Linked DNA regions of Homo sapiens: region 1 is linked to region 2. Evidence: chromatin loops called from intact Hi-C (ENCODE). Cell type or tissue: CD14-positive monocyte. All regions are shown on one strand. Links, peaks and the distances in the headings refer to the core of each region. The heading gives the core; the rest is flanking DNA.

Region 1 (13,024 bases), core at 3,794-11,793, 370 kb after region 2:
GTCCTCACTCAAATCTCATCTTGAATTGTAGTTCCCATAATCCCTACGTGTCATGGGAGGGACTTGGTGGGAGGTAATTGTATCATAGGGGCAGTTACCTCCCTTCTGTTCTCATGAAAGTGAGTGAGTTCTCACAAGATCTGATGGTTTCATGAGGGGCTTTCCTCCCACTTCGCACTGTATGTCTCCTTGCTGCTGCCATGTGAAGAAGGATGTGCCTGCTTCCCTTTCCACCATGACTGTAAGTTTCCTGAGGCCTCCCCAGCCATGCTGAACTGTGAGTCAATTAAACTTCTTTTCTTTATAAATTACCAAGTCTCAGGTATGTCTTTAGTAGCAGCGTGAGAACAGACTAATACACTGACCGAGGCAGCAGAGTGGAGAGTTGCTGAGAGATGCAACTGCTTTTACTGCAGAGACTGAGAGGACACCAAGAAGCAAGACCCTGAGGTTGGCTTAGAGATTATCCAGCACAAATTATCCAGCACAGAATCCTGAAGAGAAGCGGGCTGTGAGGAAACAATTTAAGTTTGGTTCAGCCTGGAATATCAGTTGAGTTTTCTTGGGCTGCAAATAACAGAAAACCTGACTGACAGTGGCTAAGAGGGTAACATTTAAGTATCTCCCACACAGTCCTCCAGGGATCTCAGGTGGTTTGGGGGTTTCCTGGTGTCAGGACCCGGGTTGGTGTCTGCATTCTCTGGGCCCTAGGGCCTTACAAATCCCAGCCACAACAGGAAGGGAAGGAAGGAGCTCTCTCCTGCACCTCTGTTTTAGAGAGGGAGGGAAATCCCCCAGCTGTGTGCCCCCTGTGTCATGGGAGAGGCCGAGGACCTGGGCATCAGCTGAAGGGGAATTGGTGACGGGATTGGATTAGACCCTGACTCACTTAGCCAGGGATGGGGTGCGCTCCCTCTGGACAGAGCTGGGCTTTGGTGGGCTATGAAGAGGAGTGTGGAGGCTGGTTGTGGGGGGCAGTTGTATGAGACCCATGTGGCTCTGTAACGTTGGGAGTCATCCATGAGGTGGCTGTGGCGGGTATGGCAGAGGGAGAGTGTGAGGAAGACGAGGGTGAGAAGAGGAGGCTCAGGAGGGAAAAGCTGGGTGTATCCATGCTTCATGTTTAGCTTGTGGGTTTGGGCAATGTGCTTCTCTGACCCTCAGTTTTTCTCAATGTAAAAGCTATAAACTCAGTAAAATAACATAACTCTGCAGGGGTGCATTGTTAGAGTAGGTAGTCAGGAAGACATAAGCAGGGCAGGAGAGGTCTACCTCCCCAGGAATGTCAGGTGGCCATCAGGCGATGGTCAGGTGGTTGTTAAACTGTCTCTCTAAAATAATACTTGGTCACAGCCAGCACCAGGGAAAGGCAGTCTCCCTATAGAGAGAAACATCTGAAGCTGGTGATCAGTAGCTTCCTGATAAGATCTCAGGATTTGGGCAAGCAGACCCAAGCATGCACCCTAAGAGGCAAGATGGTGGACAGCCTGCTCCAAGGGAAGAGTTATCCCAATGCCTGGCCAACGTGGGCAGTCTTATCAGTCCTGGGGCGCCAGCAACCTGCAAACTCAGTGCATTCCTGTTCTAGAAGACCAAGCAAGAAGGATGCCTGCGGCCTCAGGATCACCCCACCCCTTCTTCTGTAAAAGGGCAGCCAGTCCCGGTAGGGCTGGCCCCTCTGAGTCCCAAGGTGGGGATGTGCTTTTCAGGCCTTTAGATGAGAGCAGCAGAACTTATCAATGGTATTTGCATTTTAGAAAGATTAAAGTTCGGCCCCTCTGGAGAGGGAAGGAGCACAGTAACAGGAAGCAGAGATGTGAGCCTGACTGATGTGGTTTGGCTGTGTCCTCACTCAAATCTCATCTTGAATTGTAGTTCCCATAATCCCCACGTGTCATGGGAGAGACTTGGTGGGAGTTTTCCCTTGGAAGGGAAAAGAAATGCAAACCTCGGAACCATGCCAGCGTATAAAACCCCAAGTCACAGACCAAACAGGGCACTTGGCCCTCTTCCAAGTGTACTTTGCTTCCTTTCGTTCTTGCTCTAAAACTTTTTGATAAACTCTCACTCCTCCTTTAAAACTTGCCTCAGTCTGTCCCTCTGCCTTACGACCCGCAGCTGAATTCTTTCATTCGAGGAGGCAAGGATTTGATTTGATGTAGACCCTTCAGATTCACACTGGTAACAGTAGGTGAAGTGTCATCAGCATGCCTCACCCTTGAGTAAATGCTGGTGGACCCAGGGTAGTTCTCCCTGAATGCATATTAAGTGGCAACCGCAGAGGGGGACGGCCAGAGGTGGGGAGCAGCCAGGGATGTAGGAGCAACTAGAGGGCAGAGCTCCAGGAAAGTCACCAGAGGAGCTTCACAAAGGAAGAGAATTTTTTTAAAAAAAAGACAGGAAAAGGTTGTGTGTGTGAGAAAGAGGACTCCAACTCAGAGAGCACCCCAGGGATTTGCAGCAGAAGGACACAGTGATTGCAGCACGAGTGGTTTCTATGCAGGGTGGGGTCCACAGACCATCGCTGTGGGTGGAGGGAGCAGAAGGTGGAAGGCAGGAGAGGAAGCGGGGCTGACAACAGTGCTGCAGAGTAACGGAGTGAACAGGAAGAGATGGCTCCAGGGGACACAATTGAAGGGTTTTGTTTTCCTATGCTTTGGTTTTTTTTCTTTTTTTTTTTTTTGTTGAGACAGGATCTGGCTGTGTTGCCCAGGCTGGAGTGCGGTATTCCAATCACCACTCACTGCAACCTCTGTCTCCCAGGCCCAAGCAAACCTCCCTCCTCAGCCTCCTGAGTAGCAGGGACTACAGGTACATACCACCACACCTGGCTTTTTTTTTTTTTTTTTTTTTTTTTTTTAAGAGACAGAGTCACACTGTGTTGCCCAGGCTGGTATCGAACTCCTGAACTCAAGTGATCCTCCTGCCTCAGTCTCTCAAAGTGGTAGGATTACAGGTGTGAGCCACTGCACCCGGCTGGTTTTTGCTTTTTAAGGTGAGATTCATGCTGGAAAGTGCTAACAGAGGAGGGGAGGCTGTGTGTGTAGGTAAGAGAGATTTACAGACAGGAGGAGCCTATTCTCAGGGTCTAAACCAGCAAAGAGCTGGATTCTTACCATGTTCCATGTCCCTTGCGTGTTGCCAGAGGACTTACATCATCTTCACCTCTGGGGAGCCTCAGCGGATGGGGCAGCCACTGCCTTGAATAGTGCACTGTGCTGTGTGCTCAGAAGAGTGAGCCTTGAAGGGTCTTGCCTTGGCATGTACATGCTCTAACCTGGAAATCATACTGCTGCCACAGACGCTGGACTGTACTAGCGTAGGGGTTAAGGGAAAACTTCCGTATCACCCTCTGAAAGTCACTGACAAGAGGCAGATTAATAGGAAAAAAGGCATACAAATTTATTTGATCATAGTTTTATGTGACATGGGAGCCATCAGAACGATGACCCAAAGACACAGGGGAAATTGTCCTTTACTGATTGGTTGTTTTAGAGACAGGGTCTCGCTTTGTCACCCAGGCTGCAGTGCGGTGGTGTGATCATGGCTCACTGCAGCCTCCAACTCCTGGACTCAAGCAATCCTCCAGCCTCAGCCTTTCAAGTTGCTGGGACTGCAAGTGCGTGCCACCACACCCGGTTAAGTTTTTTGTAGAGATGAACTCTCACTATGTTACCCAGATTGGCTGGAGTTCCTGGGCTCCAGTGATCCTCCCACCTCAGCCTCCCAAAGTGCTGGAATTACAGTCATGAGCCACAAAACTGTCCATTTTTTTGCTTAGGTTCAACAAAGTGTGGGCAGCACGTGGAAATACGGTTGGAGAAAAAGGGTCTGATCTAATGCCAGTGGACTGAGTGGGGGCCCCAGCAAGGCCTGGTGAGACTCTTCTTGGCCTCTCAGGGCAGCATTTCTTCCTTCTGGTTATCAGACAGGACCCTCTCTGGAATGGGGGTCTTATGAATTACGGGCAAACAAGATAGGTCAGATAATTTCTTTATGGCCAGTTTTTACAGGGAAGTGGCAACAGGGGGTGGTTTTAGAGTAATAGTTTTAGGTTTTGTGGCTGGCTTTGAGGGAAAGAGGTTCTGGTTTCTATGACCACCTAGGGGAAGAGGGATTCTGGTTTTCAGCTTCAGGGCAGAATGAAGGGCCAGAAACAGGAGGGAAGGAGGTCAGAGAGAGCTGCTTCTGAAGCCTTCATTTTGGGGTGTTGTATTCTGAGACCCTCACTAGTCACAGAACCCCATCCAACCACAAGGAATCTGGGCAGTGCAATCCTACTATAAGTCCAGAACGCATCCTGAGGAGCACTAAAGACAATCTCAGATGCAGAAATGAGAAACAAGCTCTGAGAGATGGAATCAATGGGACATTGGAATTGTCTCGGGCAGGAGGAAGATACCCTTCCCTCTCCCCTCCCCCACTGAGGCAAGACAGAAGCATATGCGTTTCCGATTGCTGCTGTGACAAATTTTCACAAACATAGCAACTTAAACCACACAAATTTATATCTTTACAGTTATGTAGATCAGAAGCCTTGGCTGGTTGCTCTGCTGTGGGATTCACAAGGCCAAAATTAAGGTGTTGGTTCACTGGGTTCCTGTCAGGAGGCTCTGGGAAAAAGCCTCTTCCAAGTGTATTTGAGTTTTTGGCAGAATTCAGTTTCTTGCGACTGTAGTATCAGGGTTCCTGTTTTCTCTCTGGCTGTCAGCTGGAGGCCACACTTAGTTCCCAGAGCTTCCAGTCCTTGCACATGGTCCCTGTATCTCAGAGCCAGCAATGGCATGTGGAATCCTCAGGGTGTTCTTTTTTTTTTTTTTTTTTTTTTGAGACAGAGTCTCCCTCTGTCACCCAGGCAGTGGTGTGATCTCAGCTCACAGCAACCTCCGCCTCCAGGGTTCAAGTGATGCTCCTGCCTCAGCCTCTGAGTAACTGGGATTACAGGCACTTGCCACCATGCCCGGATAATTTTTGCATTTTGAGTAGAGCCAGGGTTTTGCCATGTTGGCCAGGCTGGTCTTGAACTCCTGTCCTCAGGTGATCAACTTGCCTCGGCCTTCCTAAGTGCTGGGATTACAGGTGTGGGCGCCCGCACCTTGCCAAGGCCGCCATCTCTTGAGTCTCCTGCTGTATCTTTCACCTTTATCTGTGAGCCCCTGTGGGCTTGTGTGACTGCATTGGAACCACCTGGATAATTGCCCTCTTTTAAGGTCAGCTGATTGGTAACCTTAATGAAATCCGTGAAGTCCCTTCTCACAGTATCTAGATCAGTGCCTGAAGGAATAACCAGATGGGCTCTTGGGAGCACAGGTTTAGAATTCTGCCTCTCACAGGAGGTGAGGGACGATGAACTGCTGCAAACGAAGTGGGAGCCGAGGAGCTGAAAGACCACACTGCTGGCTTCAGTTGCGTCTTTGCAGTAGGCGTCAAGATCATGTGATAAATAAGACATCCTGCTAAGTGCACATTTTCAGCTGCTTATACTGAAAACTATATAAAGTTAAAAAGTTTATTTCCATAAGGGAGTGGTCCATTCAAATTATGCAGTGTCTCTTGGACTTGTCAATGACTAGGATTATGATGAGGATCAAATGTTTTGGTTTTAGGATTCTTTTACACTTTTTTTTTTTTTGAGTCAGGGTCTCACCCTGTTGACCAGGCTGGAATGCAGTGACACTGTTAACAGTAGGTAGCTAGTCAGGCATGAGCAGGGCAGAAAGAGTGGCCCCTAACCCTTTGCCCCCTCAGGTGATGCCAGCTGACCCTCAGGTGATGGTCAGGCGGTTGTTAACTGTCTCCCTAAAATAACAATTGGTCACAGCCGGTGCCTGGGAAGGGCAGTCTCCCAATAGATAGAAAACACCTGAAACTGGTGATGAGCAGCTTCCTGACAACATCTCAGGAGTTGGACAGGTGGGCTCAAGCATGCGCATTAAGAGGCAAAATGGCGTCATCTAACTGGAATGCTAGACTGGTAAGGGAAGAAGGCCTCAAGTGAGCATGTGTAGAACTCCAGTAAACACACTGCCCTGCTCCTCTCCCAAGTGCTGGCAGGCCACTGTGTATGCGACAGCCCATGCCTGGGGTGTAATCGGGAGAAGTAACCCAAGACCCTGGAAGTACGCCAACATATAAAACCCCAAGTTGAAAGGCCCAACCCTGCATTGGATCTCTCGTTGCCCGCTTGGCCCTCTTCCAAGTGTACTTTTCTTTCATTCCTGCTCTAAAGCTTTTTGTTTTTATTTTTGGTTTTTGAGACGGAGTCTTGCTGTGTCACCCAGGCTGGGGTGTAGTGACGTGATCTCGGCTCACTGCAACCTCCGCCTCCCTGGTTCAAGCGATTCTCTTGCCTCAGCCTCCTGAGTAGCTGGGGTTACAGGCTCCTGCCACTATGCCCGGCTAATGTTTTTGTGTTTTTAGTAGAGACGGGGTTTCACCACGTTGGCCAGGCTGGTTTCAAACTTCTGACCTCAAGTGATCTGCCCACCTTGGCCTCCCAAAGTGCTAGGATTACAGGCGTGAGCCACCGCGCCTGGCCTAAAGCTTTCTAACAAACTTTCACTCCTGCTCTAAAACTTGCCTTGGTCTCTCCTGCGTTATGCCCCTCAGCCGAATTCTTTCTTCTGAGGAGGCGAGAATTGAGGCTGTTGCAGACCTGTGCAGATTCAACGCCAGTAACAGCATGGTCATGGCTCACTGCAGCTTAACCCCCTGGGCTCGAGGGATCCTCCTTTCTCAGCTTCCCAAGTAGGTAAGACTGCAGGCACACATCACCATGCCCTGCTAATTAAACAATTTTTTTTGTGTAGAGACAGAGTCTCACTTTGTTGCCCAGGCTGGTCTCGAACTCCTAGGCTCAAGCGATACTCCTGCCTCAGCCTCCCAAAGTGCTTGGGTTACAGGCATGAACCACTGTGTCTGGCCACAGCATGTTCTGGAATATGAAGATCTGGCCACACACAGATATGTAGTTGGACAAGGGAGAAGTATTTTAATTGCCTTTCACAAAACTGGATATTCTTCGATATTGCACCAAAACCCAACAAGTGATAGACTGAATACACTTTCTTCTGTCACACTGGTCCATCTTGCATCTTGAAAAGGTCTGGTACCTATGCATGATGCTGTAACATCATATGCATATTTGGCAAATATTGGTCTAGTGAGCAGATCTTCCGGTTGTTGACACATTTCATTATGCAATGTCAAAGATTCATACTTTATTATTGAGAAAGAGTCTCGCTCTGTCATCCAGGCTGGATTGCAGTGGTGTGACCATGGCTCACTGCACCCTCAACCTCCTGGGCTCAAAAGGATCTTCCCACTTCAGCCTCCCAAGTAGCTGGGACCATATAAGCATGCCATCAGGCCCAACTAACTTATTTTTGGTAGAGACAGGGTGTATGTTGCCCAGGCTGGTCTCTGACTCCTGGGCTAGAGCGACTCCTCTTGCCTCAGCCTCCCAAAGTGCTGGGATTACAGGTGCGAGCCACTGCACCTGGCCAAAAAGATGATTTTCTTTTTGAAAGTGTATGGTGCCACTACCTGACTCACACTAAGGTGTGGTTTTAATGGTCACTGCTTTTGCACCATCAGTGCAAAAGTCAACACAGTGAAAAGGGCAGTAACTTCAGTGTAGGAAAATACATTTGACTCATAGGCCCCTTGGAAAGACCCAGGACCCCGAGGGATCCATGGAGCAGACTTTGAAAACCAGTTTTAATGTACATAAACCATTTAGAGCAGTGATAGGGCACACACATTTATATTTTTACTACCTTGTCGTGTTTTCCCCACTTTTCCTGCCCTTCAACACTTTCTCGGCCATTTGCCTTTGGTCCCCACTTTTCTGGTGCTTTTAGATGACCCCATTCTGCCAAGACTGCCTGCAAGGAACACCTAGGTTGGAGAAACTTCTCCATGCTTACAAATTACTGATTAGTCAGTTACTACCGTGTCACCTTCCTCTGGCCACACCCCCCAACCCTCAATCTGTTGGAGCTGTTTCACCTAGAGAAAGAAAATGAGAGTCAAGAAATTCAGTCCAATGTAACAGAGAGATGGGCCTCTTAGCCCTCCCTGTGACATTTGTGCCTCACAGCGGCTGCTTGCAGAGTTGACCCTCATCTGAATTCAACCAACCTCAGGTTGAGAACATTCAGAGAAAAAAATTGCATCTGTACTGAACATGTAGATTTTTTCTTGTCATTACTCCCTAAATACAGTATGACACTTACATATCATTTATATTAGATATTATGAATAATAGAGATGATTTAAAGTATACAGGAGGATGTATGTTATATGCAAATACCACGATTTTTATCAGGGACTTGAGCGTCCATGAAATCTGGCACCTACAGGACATCCTGGAACTGCCCCCACATAGAAATTGAGTAGGCTGAAATTAAAAACAGGACATTTAACAAACCTCCAATGAATCTAGCAGGTGTAGAAATCGGGAACCAGCAGTAATACATGGGGACTTACATGGGAATCTAGCCTTTGGGTCAAGCACCCTAAGTTGCTTTTGCTCCACATGGGGAAGGAGAGGGTGTGGCCAAAGTACCAGCAAAATAAAACTTGAGTGATCTGGAACGTGAAAAATAAAAGACATCACGTGGAAGAGGTTTATTACAAATAAATGAAACAAAAATCAAAGGCTTGTGAAACATCTCTAAGTCTTCCTGTTCATTGACCAGTTTCTCAATCACAAAAAACAGGAACGTCTGTGAGGTTCAATTTTGGAAAGGGGGATTGGTTTAGTGGCTCTTCTGATACAACCACAGACCCCTCGGATAAGACTGTGGTCCAAAGAAGGCTGCTGTATGTTCTCTGTAGGCTAGACTCAGTCCTTGTAAATAAACTCAGTTTAAAGCTTTCAATACTCAACTGCATAGTTCCATATAAACATGAAAATTAGGAAGATTGCTATTAGCACACATTCCTAAATCCACAGGAGTTATTTAGCAAAACATCCAATGCATGAATGTAGAGAAAACACAATGACCCAAAAGTTAAGACTGGTGAATCTCCAGGTTCACATGAGACGGTAACCCAAATTCATCACTTAACCAAATTTAGACAAGAGTCACCATTTCCTAATTCTAGGAAATCTGACTAGTTAAGGTGGCATAACTAGTGATAAAGTTCATCATGAGCTTTATCATCACAATGCTAAGAAACATTATTTTAGAAAATCTAGAGAATCATTAACAAGCAAATAACAGAGTAGGGGATGAGCTGGGCCACTCTGGGGTCAGACTGCCTGGGATTGACCTGGCCCTACTACTTGCTGGTGGTGAGATGCTGGCCAATTATGAGTACTCACCTGTAAGATGTGAGCAGTAAGAAAGTGTATCTGCCTCACTGGGTTGTCAGAACAGACAATCCCGGTAGAGTTCTCGGAGCGTCTTGGCCCATCACTGTTAGCTAGTTAATACTTTAGTAAGTACAATTAATTTCAGTCACTCTATCTGAACATGGTAACTGCAAGATTTCTCCCTTATTTCCTGTAATTTACTTTAACCTCCACTTCACTGTGTCCCTCTGATAGGGAAACAAGTGGGTTCTGAACTGCCCTAAGCCTGTGCTGGTGGCCAGCTCTGCACATGCTGGTCCTGATTCTGTGTATGAGCTGTGTTCAGGGTGGGGCCGGGGCCAGAGGAAAGCAAAGGCTCACATGGGTCTCCATCAGCCCTAAACAACACGCCAGGTTAGGCTGTGAGCAACCTAGTAACAGCACTTAAGGCATCCCATAATTCTGTGGTGGACCCTCTACAATCAAATGGCCCACCCATTTAGATAGGAAGAGGATCAAGCCCATATTCCTCTCAATATGAAAGTGCATCTTGAGAGCTCCTGTTTAAGCTGTTAAAATAGTCCCTACAGCTTATTTTGAGAAAAAAAAATCCACCCAAACCCCTTCAATTAAGGCAGCATTTAATTACTGTTACAATAAACGTTTCTTAAACCCGAAGAGAAGATAAAGGTTGTTTAAACAGATTCTTTTAATACAATGAATACAAAAGCAGTTGAGATGGTACCCCCACGATTACACAGCTTTGAACAAGTGAAACTATGGTTACCAAACAGCTATTTTTATTATAGCATCTACAGTGTCTGGAAAAGGATGTAACAATAAATAACTGTAGATGCATCACGAGACATCCATTTACTTAATCACAGAAGTGGATCTTGCTACATAGTTTTCTCAATGTCTTCATTCTTCAGATTCTCCAGGCTTACGAATGTCATCAATCTTCAAAATCATTCTAACCATTTGTGTTGCAAGAGATATCTGTTGCTTTTTGCCAATCAAGGTTTCTATGACATGCTGTTGCTTCATATCTGAAAAATACAAGGACACTGATTATCCTAAAATAGCATACAATAAACTATCAATAACCAACTCTTTCTGATTTAGGGAATCACAGTAAGACTTAAGAAATACAAACTCCTGGAAGCCAAGCAGGAAGCCACTAATTTCAGTTATATTTCATTTTCAGATGAATGTAATTTCATTACTTCCAAGGACACTCTGGAACTCGCACCTGGTAAAGAGAGCTGTTGGGAGGGCACTGTCTTCAATGACTAGCTACAGGGTGACATTTTTCAGGAACATCTTATCCCACAAAGTATCCATACCCTAACTTAGGAAATCTAAAGTAAGTCCATCTGACCACAGCTGAAATGTAAGATATTTCCAAGAAAGATCTAGAAATGCTAATTTTTTTTTTGGAGACAGGTGTCACCCAGGCTGGAATACAACAGTGCGATCTCAGCTCACTGGAACCTCTGCGTCCCGGGTTCAAGCGATTCTCCTGCCTCAGCCTCCCGAGTAGCTGGGATTACAGGTGCCTGCCCTGACCAGGCCTGGCTAATTTTGTATTTTTTGTAGAGATGGTGTTTCACCATGTTGGTCAGGCTGGTGTCAAACTCCTGACCTCAGGTGATCCACCCGGCTTGGCCTCCTAAAGTGCTGGGATTACAGACATGAGTCACTGCGCCCGGCCCTAGAAATGCTAAATTTGAGCACAACCAGGCATTCAAGTTAGAAACATTAAATGTTTGCCTCACAAAGAGTTGCTACTATTGAAACCCTTGGAATTTGAGCATGGAAAGCAGAATGTACCTATACCTTTAAGCAAAAGCTGTCATTCTGTGGATGGATTACAGACATGGCCTGATTTAGTACAGAAATGCCTGAGACCACTGTTTCAACAAGCTACAGCCACCATATCTTTTTGGGAGCCGAGCTACACAAGTGGCTACAGAGGTTATATATTACATTTAGAAAACACTCCACAGTGTGCAGGATTAACCACACAGTGAACTGTGAACTAAAGCCCACTTCAGAGCTGTTATATATATGCTGCCCACTGACAGACATCTGTGTAAAAACAGCAATAAGGCATTACTTCCCAAAAACCAGAGATTAAAACCTAAGTCATCTTTGGTGATAGTACCATATGCACTTTACTGTTATTACAATGAGTCTCATGTTGCTAGGTCTAGTAGTCTAACCAATTCCTACGGCAATCAAACATTCTAAAATTCAGGACTTGAACACCTGAAGTGGGCTTACATATTTAAAAAGACACCATCATCTCACAGCACATACAGTGGATGATTATTCAGTTTAAATCAGACATCCCCCCCCCTCCACGCAGAGGCGTGACAGCTCCTCACCATTTGTCCCCTTGTGCAAACAGTCGATGCCAAGAGCAGGGTTCATCTCCTTCACCTGTCTGGCTCGGACTTCGGTCATAGTCTGGATGGGATTCATGCCACTGTTTTCAGAGAGGGCCATGGGGATGACCTCCAGTGCGTCGGCAAACGCTCTCATGGCATACTGTTCTAAGGTGGGGCACTGGAAAGGTACAGAAGTATGGTGAGTGCACTTGGCGAAACAAAACAACCCAGCGGCACCGTGAAAACACAACTGTATCACATACTTTGAAAAGTCAGCTCACAAAGAATTGTAAGAACAGGCTGTCTTTATTTTTGTATCTATCAGAATATTATAATGTCACCACAGAATACAGGCAGAGGGTATACATACATGTGAGAGATGTCTCAAAATACAGCAGCTCTTATGGCTTTATTTTTAAGTTATAATATTAATTTTGAATTTCAAATAACATTAAAAGACTATAGATTTATTATTTCAAGGACGAACTGGCTGAAAACAGCTGAGAAATGCTAGGTTATGGTAACCAGAATCTGAATACAGGAACGTGGGAATTAACTTAGATTAAAACACCTGTCACCTACACACAGCTCACGATGCTTGTTTTGCATCCAGCACCTCGCTGTTCCGCAGCTTCACAGTCTCCACCATCAGCGAGGCCTGAATCTTTCACTAAGTCTGCACAGATCCCTTACCTTATCCGCCTCTTGGCTAACTGCCAGGGCACAGGATATCTCAGCAGCCCCTCCTCCATACACCACACGATTATCGCGGATGAGGTTCCGGATGACACACAAAGCATCGTGAAGGGATCGTTTCGCCTCCTCAATGATCTAAGGAAAACAGCTTTGCCTGAATTAATGTGATCAAGATCTAGTCAATTTAGAGCCAAGTATCTGGCACCTTTTTAAAGACAGAGAGGCTGTGCTCTAATATTTAGATGGCCTCCACTATCGGATAATATTTATCTTTCTAGCTTTCCTTCCTGCAATGTAGTTAACAAAATTCAAGAGGCAGAGGCGGCCAGTGACTCATTCTAGGATACACGGTCAAGCAAGAGTCAAAAACTGACAAAACTCGCAAAGATTTATCACAATGTGCTAAAAACTCATTCTCAAAGAACAGAGATCGTCAATGGTTATTCACTTGGGTTCCCTTTTTCTACCTAAGGGACAGATGTAAGTCATCCTTGGTAATAATACCATATTGTAATTAAAATGAGTCTTATGTTGCTAGGGCTAGCAGTTTAACCAACCCCTAATGTAACTGTATCAAACATTCTAAAATCCAGGACTTGAATATTTAAACTGTGTTTAAGTATTTAAAAAGATA
Region 2 (17,060 bases), core at 4,576-12,575:
AAGTGACATTAATGGAAGCACTGATGCCTGGGAAAACTCTGATGCCACCCTCAGGATAACCAAGACAGGGGTGGTGCTGTGGTCTGAATGTTGACGACCCTCCAAAATTCCTATGCTGGAACTTCAGACCCACTGGAATAGTATTAAGAGGTGAGGCCTTTAGGGGGTGATTAGATCATGAGGGCTGTGCCCTCCTGAATCAAACTAGTGCCTTATGAAAGAGGGTTTGAGGGTACCTCGGTGTCCCCTCTGCCATGAGAGGAGACAGTAAGAAGGAAGGGGCATCAGCAGACATCGAACCTGCCGGCACCTTGATCTTGGACTTCTCAGCCTCCCCAAGTGTGAGCAATAAATTTCTACAGTTACAAATTACACAGGTGAGGTATTTTGTTATAGCAGCAGAACAACTAAGACAGAGAGGAAATCCACTTCTTCAGGAACTTGCAGCGCCAAGCAGGACTGGCTGAACCCAGTGCCAAGAACAAAAATAAAGAGAAATTAAAATAACAGAATTAAGTAATGGTGAAAGCAGCATCGCACATTCACTGAGATGTCAGCTGCTAACTGAATCTAACACGACATGTGCTTGACACATATTTTCTCATTTAATTCTCAAAATAACCCGATGAGGTTGCACGAAGGATGATCATTGATTCTATTTCAGAGTGAAGAAAAGAGTTAAAGCTATTAGTTGTGTGGCATTTAGCTTAGTAGCTCATTGAAGCTGGATAGCCTCTAGGAGTGTATAAAGTATTGTTGCATTTTAGCCTCAGGGAGGTGAGGGAGAAAGAGGTCATTACTCCCATTTCACAGATGGGAACAGGAAAGTGCGTTCTCCAAGATGGCGCAAAAGACAAAGAGGGGTTGATCCAGGTTGATAGCCTGAGAATTTTCCACTCTATGACACAGCATAGAAAACGGAAATTGCCACACACATCACCATGCAATACCACGTTGCCTCCTAACATTACCACGCAACTCCACATCACCCGCTAACATCACCACACAACTCCACGTCACCCGCTAACATCACCGCGCAACTCCACGTCACCCGCTAACATTACCACGCAACTCCACGTCACCGCCTAACATCACCGTGCAACTCCACGTCACCCGCTAACATCGCCGCGCAACTCCACGTCACCCGCTAACATCGCCGCGCAACTCCGCGTCACCCGCTAACATCACCGCGCAACTCCACGTCACCGCCTAACATCGCCGCGCAACCCCACGTCACCCGCTAACATCGCCGCACAACTCCACGTCACCGCCTAACATCGCCGCGCAACGCCGCGTCACCCGCTAACATCGCCGCGCAACTCCGCGTCACCCGCTAACATCGCCGCGCAACTCCGCGTCACCGCCTAACATCGCCGCGCAACCCCACGTCACCCGCTAACATCGCCGCGCAACTCCGCGTCACCCGCTAACATCGCCGCGCAACTCCGCGTCACCGCCTAACATCGCCGCGCAACCCCACGTCACCCGCTAACATCGCCGCGCAACTCCGCGTCACCCGCTAACATCGCCGCGCAACTCCGCGTCACCCGCTAACATCGCCGCGCAACTCCACGTCACCGCCTAACATCGCCGCGCAACTCCACGTCACCGCCTAACATCGCCGCGCAACGCCGCGTCACCCGCTAACATCGCCGCGCAACTCCGCGTCACCCGCTAACATCGCCGCGCAACTCCGCGTCACCGCCTAACATCGCCGCGCAACCCCGCGTCACCCGCTAACATCGCCGCGCAACTCCGCGTCACCCGCTAACATCGCCGCGCAACTCCGCGTCACCGCCTAACATCGCCGCGCAACCCCACGTCACCCGCTAACATCGCCGCGCAACTCCGCGTCACCCGCTAACATCGCCGCGCAACTCCACGTCACCGCCTAACATCGCCGCGCAACCCCACGTCACCCGCTAACATCGCCGCGCAACTCCACGTCACCGCCTAACATCGCCGCGCAACGCCGCGTCACCCGCTAACATCGCCGCGCAACTCCGCGTCACCCGCTAACATCGCCGCGCAACTCCGCGTCACCGCCTAACATCGCCGCGCAACTCCGCGTCACCCGCTAACATCGCCGCGCAACTCCGCGTCACCCGCTAACATCGCCGCGCAACTCCGCGTCACCGCCTAACATCGCCGCGCAACTCCGCGTCACCCGCTAACATCGCCGTGCAACTCCGCGTCACCCGCTAATATCGCCGCGCAACTCCGCGTCACCCGCTAACATTACCACACAACTCCACGTCACCCGCTAACATTACCATGCAACTCCACATTGCCTCTTAATGTTACCATGTAACTCCGGATCACCTCCTAACATTACCCTGCAACTCCATGTTACTTCCTAATGCTACCGTGCAACATGTCGCCTCCTAACGTTAACAAGCAACTCCACATCGCCTTCTAACGTTACCATGCAACACGTCACCTCCTAACGTCACCATGCAACTCCACGTCACCTCCCAACGTTACCATGCAACTCCACATCACATCCCAACATTAACATGCAACTCCACATCACCTCCTAACGTTACTATGCAATGCCACCCACCAGCAAGCAGTGACCTAGGATGGCCTGGGCCGTTCCCACCATCCCTACGCCCACCTTCAACAGCACAGTCTTGCCATTTACAGCCAAGGGATCACCCCTTTCTGAGGAGGAACAGATATGGACAGGACTTGGGGTGTAGAACGGGTGGGCAGGAGGAAAACAGCAGGTGAGGGAAGGTGCCACCCACTGCAAAGCTCAGCAGGGAGCAGAAAGGGGTGTCCTGAAGGGAACCAATGCTGTGGCTTTTTTAAAACCTCAGATAGTTACAGAAGTATATGTCAGTGAAGAAACTATTATTTATTGCAGCAACTAGGCATTGTTTCTATGGGAGTGATTAATCTCAAAACATATTCCATAAAGGAGCAACTCTGGTGTCCCAGGGCCCCTGGAAGCTGCACAGGACAGGTGGACATACCTGCTAGCATCAGGGCTCGGATGCAGTCCGTTCGACCCTGCATGGCGGCTTTCATCAGGGCGGTGAACCCGAACGCGTTCCTCCTTTCAAGGTCAAGACCAGGGAAATAGTTCAACAAGTAGTTAGTGATGATAGCGTGCCCTGTAAAGAGAAGTGTACACGTGTATTGGTTCCCACTTCCACAAAATGTGCTGGTTCCAGCCAGGCCTTCCTAGAGAGAGAAAGAAACACTGAGTCAGCCCTGGGCCAGCCGGTCTGCTGTGTGAGTTTTTCTCGGACCCCAAGACAGAATTCTCCTGGAGCCCAGGAAACAGAGGAAAGGAGAAGGCACCGCCCTGGCTGCAGCGCTGCTGTTTTGGGTTCTTGCAGGTCCCCTTCGGCAAAGCACTCGAGGGAGGAGCTGTCCCATTACACTACTGGGGGTGGATGTGGGGGGCAGGGACGCTGCGGGCAGGTAGGGAGCGCAGCCTCAGACAGCCAATGAGGGCAGGAAGCCTCAACTCCCAGCAGGAGACGCCCGTGCAAACAGATGCAAAGCTGCAAATGAGCTTCAGAACCGCTTCCAAGTGCTCCAGAGCTGCAGGGAGGAAAAAGTCATCATCATAGCAATAGGACAGTGCCAATTCACGCTGGCACCCTGTTCCCACCCAGAAGCAGGAGTCTCTCTCTCCACCCTTACCCACCACCACCCCTCCCCCCGCCGCCGTGTGTGTGTGTGTGTGTGTGTGTGTGTGTGTGTGTGTCTAACTACCTACGCCCACACACATCCCACAGAGTGTCGCAGGCAAGGCCCTCAGCTATAAAGCAAAGCAGGTAAGGAGATGTCTCAGAGAACACAGATTTCTCCCCTTTCTCACCTTGCACCTCCAAAAAGGATCTAACTTTCTGCTCATTCCCAGGCACGCCCATGGTGCTCTCAGTTAATGGTGAATAAGGAGAATGTCACAGCAACAGTGCTGTTTCCAGGATTCTCCCATGGAAAACCAAAATGGAGTGGGAGAGCATCCTCTTGGGTCAACTGTCCATGCCACCTGATGCCGGCTAGCTCATAAGTCCTTGTGTGAATACATCTCCCCCTCCCCCACTTCAGTGTCCTGGAGCAGGGTCCGTCCCAGCCTTGGCACAGTCGGCACAGGGGGCCGCATGACTCTTGGTTGTGGGGACTGCCCTGTGCACTGCAGGACACTAGGCAGATCCCTGGTCTCTACCCGATAGATGCCAGTAGCAACCACCCCCACTCCCGCATAGGTTGTGACAACCAAAACTGTGTCCAGACACCACCAAACCGCCATCGGTGGGGCAAGAACACCCCAGGTGAGAACCACTGTCCCCGAAGCTCAGACTTCACTCCTTCGTGACCAACCACACCTGGTGGAAAGAGCTTCCTTCCTCTCTCCCTCTGCTGCACCCTCCCCTGAGCTGCCACCTCCATCCAGGCCCCTGCTGATGAGGTCTGAAACTCTTGGGAATATGAGCAATCTGCCCGAGTCTCTCCTCCTGAACCCCAGGGGAGGTGCTGGGTACCCAGTTCCCATCCTTTTTGTTTATTTAAGAGATGGAGTCTCTCTTTGTCACTCACACTGGAGTGCAGGAGCACGATCATAGCTCACTGTAGTGTGGACCTCCTGGGCTCAAGAGATCCTCCCTCCTCAGCCTCCCAAGTAGCTGGGCTCACAGGCGAGCATCATCATGCCCAGCTAATTAAAAAAAATTTTTTTTTGTAGAGATGGGATCTCCCAACGTTGCCGAGGCTGGTCTCAAACTCCTGCATTCAAGCAGTTCTCCTGCCTCAGCCTCCCAAAGTGCTGGGATTCCAGGTGTGAGCCACTGTGTCTGGCCACAGTCCCCATTCTTATGCACCGATGACGCAGTGCTCAGAAATCCCCACTTATTCATTCCAACTCAAGCATGTTCCTTTCAGCCCCCACTGTCGCAGCTGCAGGGGCCTCGTGGACATTTCTATGCACTCTCTCCTTAACTTGGCATCACCTCCCTCCCCCCAGGAACACCTGAATCATGGAGAAGCCGGGCCCTGGGCCCAGAATCTCCACAGGCATCTGGTTTGCACAGAAACTTCCAATGGGTGGCACTGCCTGAGATTTGGGATGGGAGAGAGGTGGCAAGGACATCACTCTGGGGTCGGGCAGGCATGAGACCTGAGGTGCCTCCCCAGCCCAGCCCACCTCTGCAGACAGAATACTACGTGAGCATGACGCTGCAGCAGCCTCCAGGATTCCCCGCTGCGGCTGAGATCTCCAGTAGGCAGGGCTGGGCGCCCTTGGCCTCTGCTCCCCTAGCCCCTTCAGTTCAGCAAATCCAATATGAAACCCTCCGATATATCAAGTGGCTTCTGTCTCCCCAGCCACACCCTGAGGGATAGTACTGCCGGGGTTGGAACCCAGTTTCCTCCTTTGAGGGCCACTCCAGGCTGCTGCCTCACCAGTATGAAATCCTGTGGGTTTGCTCTTCATCAATCCAAAAGAAGAAGGAACAGGCAACCAAAATCAGGGGTGAACTCTCCTGAGGAGCAAGCTCGCCATTGACCTCAGCCCATCTCCTGAGCTCTCCACAAATGTGAAAAGGGGAACCATGTATCTTTTTGAAAAGGAAGCCCTGATGAGTCTAACAGTGTTCAGGTTATAAGCAGGAAACAAAGGGTACGATCCCCTCGCTGCGTGACTCACAGCCAGTCGCTGGTGCTTTTTTGACTCATTTACACCACATTGCTCTCCCTCGTCCTTTACTATGTGCGGGGAGGGGCTAAGGCCAGCTGTCAGGTACCCAGAGCTGCTGAATTACTCTCAACTGGGTGGTATGGGAAGGTGGGGGAATCCTTTGATCTCAGTTTGGTTTATGGTCCAGTTAAATGCTTGGCGGCACCTGTCAGTTAGATTTAACCAGGGGCATAGTAAAATGAATTGCAATTCCTTTGGAGCCATTTCTTTAAACTGTGAAATAGCGTGTCCGTCACAATCTTCTGCAGGATGTTCCTTTGCACTGATATATCCTCAGCACTTTGAACAGGTGGAAAGAGGAAAAACTCAAAGTCCACAGAGCAAACCACCCATTATATAGATCTGTTCTGCGTATTATGTTGAGTCCAGAAAAACCAACATGCAGTCAACTTGTTCTGACTACAGGCCTGAGCTTTCGATGATCCAAGAAATCACGCCCTGCTTCCCACGGGTTTTCCCAGGATGGCAGAATAATACCTCTCATCACACAGATGACCCCATTCAATGGAAATCAAAGGTGGACCCAATACTTCTAAGAATGTATAAGTATTAACCTTTCTTCTTTAAAAACCATGATGAGTAACCAAAAGGAGCTTTCCTTTTCTTTACATATATGAGACACACAGCCTTCCTTGCACAAGGGAACCCAAACACACGCCATATTGAAATCTAGTTTGAGGCCAGGTGCAGTGGCTCACTCCTGTAATCCCAGCACTTTGGGAGGCCAAGGCAGGCAGATCACTTGAGGCCAGGAGTTCAAGACCGGCCTGGGCAACATAGTGCCTGTCTCTACTAAAAATACAAAAATTAGCTGGGTGTGCTGGTGCATGCCTATATTCTCAGCTACTCAGGAGGTTGAGGCAGGAGCATTGCTTGAACCCAGGAGGTGGAGGTTGCAGTGAGCTAAGATCACACCACTGAACTCCAGCCTGGACGACAGAGTGAGACCCTGTCTCAAAAAAAAAAAAGAAAAAAATCTAGTTTGAGCCCAGTCCAACTTGGACATTATGGAATCGGACTTGGTTCCTGAAATCCTCAGAGAAGCCCTTTTAAAGGGTAGGTTCACCTAGAGAACCCCAGAACACCCCCTCTCCACCAATAAGCCCTACCCTGCTTAAGAGAGGGTCACAAGTGACCCAGGGAGGAAGTGAATTTGAATGAAATCGCGTCACTGGAACATAGTGTAGACAATGAGCTCAGTACTGAAGAGAGCTGGCTCTGAGAACAGCCAGGTTCAAGGCCCAGGCCTGCCACTCAGAATCCGGGTGTCTTTTGGAAGTCAGCTTTTCCATATCTGTAAAATGAGGGATAATATCAACCTCCCATTTGTGAAAATTATAGGAGACAATCTGTGTGTAAAAGGTGCCCAGCAGAATAGAAAAATCTGGAAGAAAAATTCTGAATAATCCAGGCAGGCACTCCACTCTCAAGGGGCTAGAACGTGTTCCCCCCTCCTTAACCCGCGGGCTGCGTGCACTGACTTCCTGTGAAAGACTATTACACGGAAACGGGGGAGGAGGGAGAGAACCTCACAGTGGAGAAATCTGCTAACATGACCTCAGCCAGGTGACCAAGGCCCATCAGCCCTTTATCGGGCGTCTTCCTCCAAAAACTCATAACTCCAGTCTCATCACAAGAAAAGCATCAGGCACGTCCAAATTAAGGAACATTCTGCAATGTACCTGACCAGTCCTCCTCAAAACTGTCGAGGTCATGAAAAACAAGAGAAGTCTGAGAAGCTCACAGCCAAGAGGAGCCTGAGGAGCCATGAGTGCTAAATGCCACATGCGATCCTGCAACAGAAAAAGGAAATCCGGGAAACGCTGAGGAAATCCGAATAAAGAACGGACTTCAGTTAATAATGGTGAATTGACACGCGTCCATTCATTGTGTTCAGCGCGTCACGGACGTCAGATCTTAACAACAGAGGGAACCAGTGTGAGGCACACAGGCATTCTCTGTACAGTGTTTGTGGTTTCTCTGTAAACATAAACTATTCTCAAATCAAAAGTTTATTTTAAAAAAAGAGGAGATAGGCTTGGCGCAGTGGCGCACGCCTGTAATCCCAGCACTCTGGGAGGCCGAGGCGGGTGGATCACGTGGCCAAGAGATCACACCGTCCTGGCCAACATGGTGAAACCCCATCTCTACTAAAAATATAAAAATTAGCTGGGCGTGGTGGCGTGCACCTGTAGTCCCAGTTACTCCGGAGGCTGAGGCAGGAGAATTGCTTGAACCCAGGAGGTGGAGGTTGCGGTGAGCCAAGATTGCATCACTGCACTCCAGCCTGGTGACAGAGCAAGACCCCATCTCAAAAAGAAAAAAAAAAAAAAAAAGAGGAGAACTGGCTGGGCATGGTGGCTCACGCCTGTAATCCTAGCACTTTGGGAGGCTGAGGGGGGTGGATCACCTGAGGTCAGGAGTTCAAGACCAGCCTGGCCAACATGGGGAAACCCCATCTCTACTAAAAATAGAAAAATTAGCTGGGAGTGGTGGCGGGTGCCTGTAATCCCAGCTACTCGGGAGGCTGAGGCAGGAGAATCACTTGAAACCAGGAGGAGGAGGTTGCAGTGAGCAGAGATCATGCCACTGTACTCCAGCCTGGGCAACAGAGCAAGACACTGTCTCAAAATAAATACATAAATAAAAATAAAAATAAAAAAGGGGAAACTAGCATAGAGCCGTTCAAAAAGAGTGCAAGGTCAGGACCATGATTCACAGCTGGCTGTGCGGCCTGGTGTGGGGCCTCTCCACCCTGGACCTGAGGCTCTCCCAGTGGTGGGGAGCTCACCAGGAAGCCACGGGAGCATTCAGGAGGCAGAGATGGAGCCCAGCCCCCAACCCCGGGCAGGAGGAGGGAGAGGAGTGCTTGATTCAGAGAGCTCCTAAATGAGTGGATGGACAGGTCTGTGGTATGCAAAAGAGGAAAGCTGGAAATGACGCCTGGCCCCGCCACACCCCTGGTTCCGCTCTGCATGGATGCGAAGGTGCCTTCGTTGGGGGACACAAAGAGGTGGACACCCACGCCACCCGGGCCCGACCGGCTTCTCAGCCTGCCCCAGCAGTGCTCCTGTGCTTCCCGGTTGACTCTTCCCCAGGCCCCATGGGGAAAATGTTAAATTTTTCACATGGAAGTCACCGACCTCACGCAAACCCCTCTCCTGGATGACTCATCTTCAAGTTCATAGAGGGAACAGAAACCACCAGAAGGGAAGTCCCTCGGCTTTCCCCCATCGCCCCCCACGCTGCCCACATTCACGGGCCTCCGAGAAGGAAAAGTGAAATCCTGAGCCATCCAACGGACTGAACCGACCCCCTCCTGCCCAAGGGGACCCCAGAGAACCCTTGAAAACTGAGTCCTGGCTATGACAGGATGGAAGGGCAATGCGCCTCGTTATACCCATTCCTTGCTAACCGTGAGGCTTTCTTTCCTAAGTCTAAACAGAAACCAGCCCGTTCTAAAGACTCCTCCACTGATATAAACCAACCGCCTGATGCTGCCCCGCCGTTCTGCAATTTGGATGAAACAACCGACCAGCATTCCGTCCTCATGAGAGACACTGGCCATGGCTTTGGAGTGCGTCCGGCAGGTCCACAGAGGACGCGCAGTGAGGGTTTTCATGTCCTCTGCTTCACCTTTTGAGGTCAGGGCCTGAAAACTCCACCCTCAGATCATGCTAACGCTGTTGCTTTTTGAACACAGGTCCCAGGGAGAGGCACGGAGCTCGATTGCACACTTGCGTGTTTCTCCTCTCATCGATATTCAATGCTTCTCCCATAGCTTATGGAATATGTGTATTGAGCCACCTCCTTCAGCATGCATTGTTCTTCTGTCTTGTTCTTCTGCCCCTGGAAGGGTCTGTTTCTGGCTTCTGGCCAGAGGCGCTGCTTCCCTGCCACAATAGCCACCCTGCAGGCTGCAACCCTTTATGAGAAGAAAGCTCTTCTTTCCAAGTTTATGAACCTCGTCAATCCTCAGTTCACTTTTCCTATTGAAAACGCAGGGGATTCTCCTCTTGCTGAAGGAGGCTTATCCCTGCTCCTCCCCTCCTGTGCTTGACAGCCACTCCCTGCCCACTGCTGTGGAATATTTATCAGATCCCTCCTGTTTCTCATCAACCTCTCATTCCTTGCAGACCCACTTCCCTCAGAATGCTGTTGGGGCTCAGAAAGCAATACCCCACAGTGAAGGCCTCAGAAGCAAAGGTTTCTCTCTGCCCTCCTGCCCTCCCATGTCTCAGTCCCTTCTTCCCTGAGGCCAGCCATCCAAACTGGAATCCCTCTTCCCCAAGGCAGATCTTTGAAACCAGAACCCCTTTTCCCTAAGGCCAGCCTAAAGGTTCCCTAAAACCTAAAAATACTGCCCTAACATAAAGAAATTATCTGACTTGCCATGTCCGACTGTAGGTCATAAGACCCCTGTTCCAGGGAGAGTCACTCCCAGAAGGAAGAAGTGCTGCTCAGAGAAACCTAGAAGAATCGAGGAGACAGGCAGGCCTGTGGGGTTTCCCCACTCAGTCTATTTATTAGCATTATATTTCTTCTTCTTTTTTTTTTTTTTTTGACACAGTCTCACTCTGTCACCTAGGCTGGAGTGCAGTGGCGCGACCTTGGCTCACTGCAACCTCAGCCTCCTGGGTTCAAGCCATTCTCCTGCCTCAGCCTCCCAAAGTGCTGGGATTCTAGGCATGAGCCACCGTGCCTGGCCTGTCCAACTATATTTCTACATAACTGTCCACACTTTGTTGAACCTAAGCAGAAAAATGGAAAATTCCTCCTGCATTTTTGGGTTTTCATTCCGAAGGCTCCCATGTACGCATGTTATGGGAACATGGCCTCTTTTGTATGCCTCTTCTCTTATTCACCTGCCTTTTGCAAGTTGATTTTAGTGAACCTTCAGAAGGCCCTTAGTTCCTACAATGCACTAATGGCCCATCTTCTTCACACTGCCCTTTGTTAAGTGACTTCCCAGTTCTCTGTCTAGTGGAACCTTGGCCGATGGGATGTTTGCAGGCGTGATGGAAGCAGAAGGTTGAAATGTACTTATCCAGACTTTCATGCATGTTTGTGCCTCAGCTGTCTCCCCAAGAAGAGCATGCCCAGGCTGGCTCGCTGCTCCCAGGAAGAGGATGAGTAATGCATGCAGCAGAGCTGCCCCAGCCGAAGTGCCCAAGAACAGGTCCCCGACTTGCCCACAGACTTGAGCAAGGACAGTTTAGATCAACAGATCCCCAGCCCATCCACAGATGCATAAGCAATAAAAACATCCCAGAGCATGGGAGTTGTTTGTTACACAGCAATAACTAGCTGACATGCATGCTCAAGGGTCTCTCATCTTAAAAGCATATGTGACTCACAGCAACCCCTGTGGGCCGTCTTCATGTTCCCGCCACCCTCCATCAACCATTCAACTCCGCTTCAGTCCAATTCCAGATCCATCTACTCTCACTGTTGCTAATGACACTCTCTGACTTTGCTGAAACCACCCCCAGCAGTCCCCAGTGACCTTCTTACAATGAGACTCAGTGGTGATTTGTCAGTTCTCATCACATTCAACATCTCCCCAGCATTTCCCACTCACTCCTCTCTTTCATCCTTTCTGAAACACGCTCTTTCCATGGACATGCAGATGCTCACCCTTCTGATTTTCCGCCCTCTCAACATTCTGAGCTCCTGTTCTCTCCTTCCTGAAATGCTGCTGTTCCTCAGCTGCCTGCTAAGCCCCCTCCTTATCTCATACACTCTCCTTTGGTGATCCTATACACTCCTGTGGATCCAAGTTTCAGCTCTAAAGCTTCCACATCAACTCTTTCCAGTTCTATCTCTTTTCTTCAGTTTTTTACCTGAGTATCTGTCTACTGAGTATTTCATCATGGGTATCCTACAAACTCAATGCATCAAACCCAAAACATCTTTCCTCCGAAGCTACTCCTCTCCCACATCCCTTATTCAGTGATGAACACCACCAGTCACCCCATCACCCAAGCCAGACGGCTGGACTCAGTCTCAAGCCCTCCACATCCTCCCTCACCCAAGCAATCACCACATTCTGCCAACTGCACCTCTGACATCACTTGAGCACGGGAATTTGAGACCAGCATAGGCAGCATGGCAAGACCTCATCTCTACAAAAAAAAGTTTAAATTTCCTAAAACTGTCTTTGTTTCTCCATCCCTGACCTGGGCTACCACGTCCCCATGGGGCCACAGCTCCTGTCCTGACTAGCCTCCTTTGTCCCACTTCTGCCCCCATTCATTCTCCACACCAGCAGCACGGTGACACCAACAGGGGCCTCTGACCATCCCCACTACTCATCCGAAACTCTCCATGGGCTCTGCTCTTTAGATGAGGTCTCAACTCTTCAATGAGCTGGTTTTTACCTCTTCACCCTCAGCTCTCACCGCCAATGCCCTCCCAATCCACTTTATGGTCAAACAGCCAGCATTCCGTGTAATTCACTCATGAGCCACACTTCCTCTAATCTAGTGGCCTCTGCACAAGGAGTCCCTCTACCTGGAATATTCTGCCTCCTCTTTTTACTTGGTGACCTGATGAGCCATCCCTTCCAACTCCAGGTCTTCCCTGGTGCCCCTTGACCCACGGTGTCTCATCGTCCACGTTCCCATGCATATATGGGTTCCCACAGCCGCCACAGCCCTCGTTACCCAGCTCACATGCTTAAAACTTCCAACTGACTGCATGCTCTGGGGTGCTCAATAAATATGCATTAGATGAAAAGGCTGAAACATTCCTACCACTCCTTTGGGAAAAGTTTATTTATTGAAAGTATCAGGGTGGGCAAGGTGGCTCGTGCCTGTAATCCCAGCAGAGAGGCCAAGGCCCGAAGAGGCCAGGGAGGCTGAGGCTAGAGGATCACTTGAGCTTAGGAGTTAGATACAAGCCTGGGCAACATGGCAAGATCCCATCTCAAAAAATAAAAATTAGCTGGGCTGGCCGAGCGCAATGGTTCACGCCTGTAATCCCAGCACTTTGGGAGGCCGAAGTGGGTGGATGACCTGAGATCAGGAGTTCGATACCAGCCTGGCCAACATGGTGAAACCCCGTCTCTACTAAAAATACAAAAAATTGGCTGGGCGTAGTGGCAGGCACCTGTAATCCCAGCTACTCAGGAGGCTGAGGCAGGAGAATCACTTGAACCCGGGAGGCGGAGATTGCAGTGAGCCAAGATCACATCATTGCACTCCAGCCTGGGCAACAAGAGCAAAACTCCATCTAAAAAAAACAGGCAATAAACACAAACTGCTCTAAAAATTGGAAAATGTTACAGAATTGGGTTGTCTAAGATTGACTGACTCAAGGCACTCAAACTGCAGTTCTCCAGACCAGGCCAGTAGAGGGAGCTGTCGGCTTTGGAAATATGACATCATACCAGCCACGCGGCATGAACAGACTCCAGGAATTCTTAGCATAAGGCATTTACCATGCAGATGGAGGGGCAGGGTTAGTAGGGGAGGGCAGCATCCCTGCTCTTTGCAGGGCAGGCAGGGGTCTGAAGGAGGAGCCAGGCAAGCCCCAAGCTGGCTGAGGAGCCCTCCTGGCTGGCCAGCGGGCAGGGGTGTGGCGCTGCCATGGCCAATCAGAAGAGCTCAGAAAAGCTCACAGGAAAAGATAAGGCAACGCTGGGAAACCGAGACTCACCAAGTTCTACTCTCTTATTTGAAACGGTATAAACTGAGAAAAAAGGAAGCACTTCAAAACAACATGAACATCACAATGAGATCACACTAAGATCGTGATCGTGTGCACTGCTAATAAAATAAGATAAATAACATGAAGAGGCATTGTTCCTGGGTTCTGACCAAGTCATAAATTCTCCTCTGAACTGGGACTCTCCCCGATTCAGCTCAGGAACCAGGGCTCCCCCGCAGCCCAAACCCACAGCTGCCCCTGAGAATCCCTCCCGTTCTGTCCCCGTCCCCGGGCAGCATCCTGCCAGGCTGGCTCTCAGCACGTAGCCTCAGAATTTTACAATTAAATGCAAGAAATAACAAGTTGCAAGCACACATCAGAGGTTCCTTATACCCAAAACAAGCTTCACGTGCTGTATCCCATCACCAGCTCAAAGAGACCCCTGGCGTTTCCTCACTTTACCACGTCCATGCTATTCTGTTAAAGCACAACAAGGAAACAGAAATAAACACACAACTCTATCCATGGGACTTCTTGTTCCTTTCTTTGGTTATCTTATTTTATTTTTGTTAGTGGAGCGGTGGTGAAAGTTGAAATGACTGGCTAAATGAGACTTAGGGATTACATGGGGATTTATTTTCAAACGTTCTCTCCATTTACAGACCTAGTACAGATTTGGCTGTATTTTTATTGTGCATTAAATAGCCGAGGAAATTAGACTTTTTAGAGAACACTCAAAAGGCAGATGAAGGCATTTGCATCCGAATTCGTACTCATAAATGCTGTGTCCTCCAGAAACCCAGAGCTTCCAACTCTCAGACAACCAACCCAGTTGCCATAGCAAATAATATAAACATATGGTTGCTTTAAGATTGCGCTTCACAATGCTGATTCTGCTTAGTGCGACTGCTGTCTACACAAGCCATCCTCCATCACTGGTTTGGCACGGGCTTGTGACGCAACCCTGGTTGGTGAGATGGCAACGATACTCTGCTGGAGCCTTCTGGAAATGTTTTCCTGTCTTATAAAGGGAAACGCCGACAGGGATTTGCTCCTCTTCCTTGATGTCCCTGAGTGTTGCAACGTGAAGCCGTGGCACTTCTAGCAGCTGGGGCCACCTTGGGACCATGAAGGAAAAGGCGAATGTATTTCTGAGAAGTGGCTCTAGGTCCCAGCATCACCCAGCTACTCAGTGAAGCAACCCTGCAACATCGCCCGCAGATGTCTTGTGTTGCAAGAGAAGGCAGTGTCCTTGTGGTTGAAGCCAAAAGCATCCTAACAGGTACTAGGCTCAAAAGAGAGCTGGGGAAATACAACTGAAAACCAGAGTTTTGGTTCATTTGAGTAGGGAAATACTGAAAAGACTGATCTCAGCCAGGGCTTGCAAGAACACTCTTGGACACTCAGGGGAAAGGAGAAATCGCCACAGCTTTCTAAAGACCACTTGGCAGCTGCATACACTTAAAACAGGCACAGCCCTTGCTGAAGCAATTCTGTTCTAAGAGTGTGTCTGCACATTGCTTCTCCTCTTCCTTGCCCTGCTTTCGGCCTAGGAAGCTGACCTGCACCAACAGCACCTGCCCAGTTTCCGCCCCAATGAGGTTTCTGGGTTGGCTCAGCAGGGGACCAGGGTGGAAGGAGCGGGACATCTGGCCCTGCCTCCCACTCCGGCCCCTGGCTGCGGTTCTAGGCCGAGGCTGCCTCTCGGGTTCCAGCTTCTTGGCCTGTGTCACTCGGGTTCTAGGCCGAGGCTGCCTCTCGGGTTCCAGCTTCTTGGCCTGGGTCACTCTCTGCAGAGTCCCTCCCCTTAATCCTTTCAATGTTGGTTCCCTTAACTCTACCCTTCCCCCCGTAATTGACAGGCCCTCATCAACTCCTCTGTTCAGCCCTCTGAGACCACCTGTCACTCAACATGCTTCAAGCTGCCAGGATCCTAACACGCTGTCCTCAGAGATGCACCCCAGATCCAAAGACTTCACTACAGCCTTGCTGCCGTTGATTAACTCAAAAGCCCACCTGTCCAGTAACTGGGACAGTTAAGTATACCACGGTTCATGCATTTTACACAATATCCTCTTTTCCAACAAATATTTAAGAAGCAAGTACTTCATGTTCAAGGACTGGCCTAAGAGCCGGGTCCACCACAGTGAGTGAAGGCCAGTCATAACGCAGCCTCTCAAATTTGAAGTCTTGGTGGGGAACCGGGCATGAGCCACACATCCCCGTGCAGGAAGGCAGGGCTACGAGCGCCTGGCAGGGCTCAGGGACACCGACACAGCAGGAGCTTCTAGATTAATAACCATGTGAACAAAACCACTAAAAACACAGTCTCAACAGCACTAGCCCAGTCATGTGAATACAAAGCGCACATACATACGTGTGTGTTTGGAAAGGACTGAATGAGGTCTGAAGAGGTGACTCCTGAGTGCTGATAAGGGAGCTGGAATATTTGGAAGACAGAGAAGGGATCTTTTTCTTCCTCCCTGATAATACTTTTGTAGTCATTTTTGGCTGTAAGCAAATATGCATGGACAGCTTTTGAAATTAACAAATCATCAAAGAAATAAAACTGGTTATGAAATTGATTAAAATGGGACATCACCTGATTGGGCCTAAACAGCCTCTTTGGCAAAACAGCACAGGAAAGTCATGAACACATGCTCACCTGCCTTCCTCATTTTCACTTTAATTCCGTGATGCCTCTGTGTCTGTCTGACAACATCTCTCGTGGGGTCTGTGACTCTGCTGGTCTTCAGTGCCCACTGAGAGGGGTCCTTTGCCGTCATCAGGCATAAAATCTTCAAAGCTCTCCATCCTCAATGTGGGGTCCCTGGGCCAGTGGCATCAGCCTCACCAGGAAACCTGTTGATCTGCTCATTCTTGGGCCCCACCCCAGGCCTATTCAAAGAAAGACTCCAGGGGCAGGGCCTGGCAGTCTGTGTTTCCACCAGATCTGTGTTAATGCTCACATGAGCCAGCCCAGGTGATGCTGACGCCGGAGGCGCAAGATTGGGAGCCAGTGTCTAAGGAAACTATGCCCATGGGGACAGGGGCAGCCCCTGGAGGTTCAGAAAGAAATTAGGGAAAATCTCTTCGGCACATTGAGGCAATTAAGACACACACAAGGAAGCTTTTTAATCTGTGTTTGTTTAAATGGTGTAAAGTCCCTCTCCCCTCTGCCTCCGTATGCAACCTCAACAATTCAGTCCCAAAGCCTCAGGCAGCAGCCTAGGTTGGGTGTCCAGGGATCAGAGCCCAGGCCAGAGGGTGGGTGCACACAGTGGCGGCCACAGAGAGCTCAAGCAAATCAGTAAGTAGGGGAAGATAACAAAAGCCAGTAAAAAAGAAAAAAAAGGCCAGGCCCGGCGGCTCACGCCTGTAATTCCAGCACTTTGGGAGGCCAAGGTGGGCGGATCACTTGAGGTCAGGAGTTCAAAACCAGTCTGGCCTACATGGTGAAACCCCGCCTCTGCTGAAAATACAAGAAGTAGCTGGGCACGGTGACTGGCGCCTATAATCTCAGCTACTCGGGAGGCTGAGGCAAGAGAATCGCTTGAACCTGGGAAGCAGAGGTTGTAGAGAGCTGAGATTGTGCCACTGCACCCCAGCCTGGGCGATAGAGCAAGACTCAGACTCAAAAAAAAAAAAAAAAAGAAAAGAAAGAAAGAACGAAAGAAAACAAGAAGTAAAGAAAAAA

Evidence for each region. Hi-C counts contacts between places; a loop is a spot of excess contacts. Peaks named below come from ENCODE experiments on the same cell type or tissue, not always from the same donor. Only the 100,000 strongest peaks of a DNase experiment are listed, where the experiment ranks them.
Region 1: it touches region 2 in a loop (6-fold over the local background); 6 of 110 quality-filtered maps call a loop at or near these places.

Annotation. Positions count from the first base shown.
Region 1 is chr5:10,261,982-10,275,005 of GRCh38, reverse strand. It overlaps CCT5 (chaperonin containing TCP1 subunit 5), which reads right to left. Exons shown (of 11, transcript NM_012073.5): 9 at 12,388-12,525; 10 at 11,692-11,872; 11 at 8,617-10,350. The coding sequence ends at 10,223. Among named protein-coding and RNA genes, the nearest start is that of CCT5, 18 kb to the right of the region's middle. In CD14-positive monocyte, for the core only: no CTCF peak of the experiment used is centred there; DNase peaks (open chromatin) are centred at 7,245, 7,615, 8,685, 10,205 and 1 weaker place; H3K27ac peaks cover 5,154 bases.
Region 2 is chr5:10,624,087-10,641,146 of GRCh38, reverse strand. ANKRD33B (ankyrin repeat domain 33B) reads right to left here. Exons shown (of 4, transcript NM_001164440.2): 3 at 2,979-3,119. Among named protein-coding and RNA genes, the nearest start is that of ANKRD33B, 69 kb to the right of the region's middle. RefSeq lists enhancers at 4,751-5,070, 6,963-7,042, 8,473-8,542, 8,563-9,222, 9,393-9,472 and 6 more and silencers at 5,711-5,840, 7,293-7,382. In CD14-positive monocyte, for the core only: no CTCF peak of the experiment used is centred there; DNase peaks (open chromatin) are centred at 5,626, 8,446, 8,876, 10,186 and 2 weaker places; H3K4me3 peaks cover 3,125 bases; H3K27ac peaks cover 5,322 bases.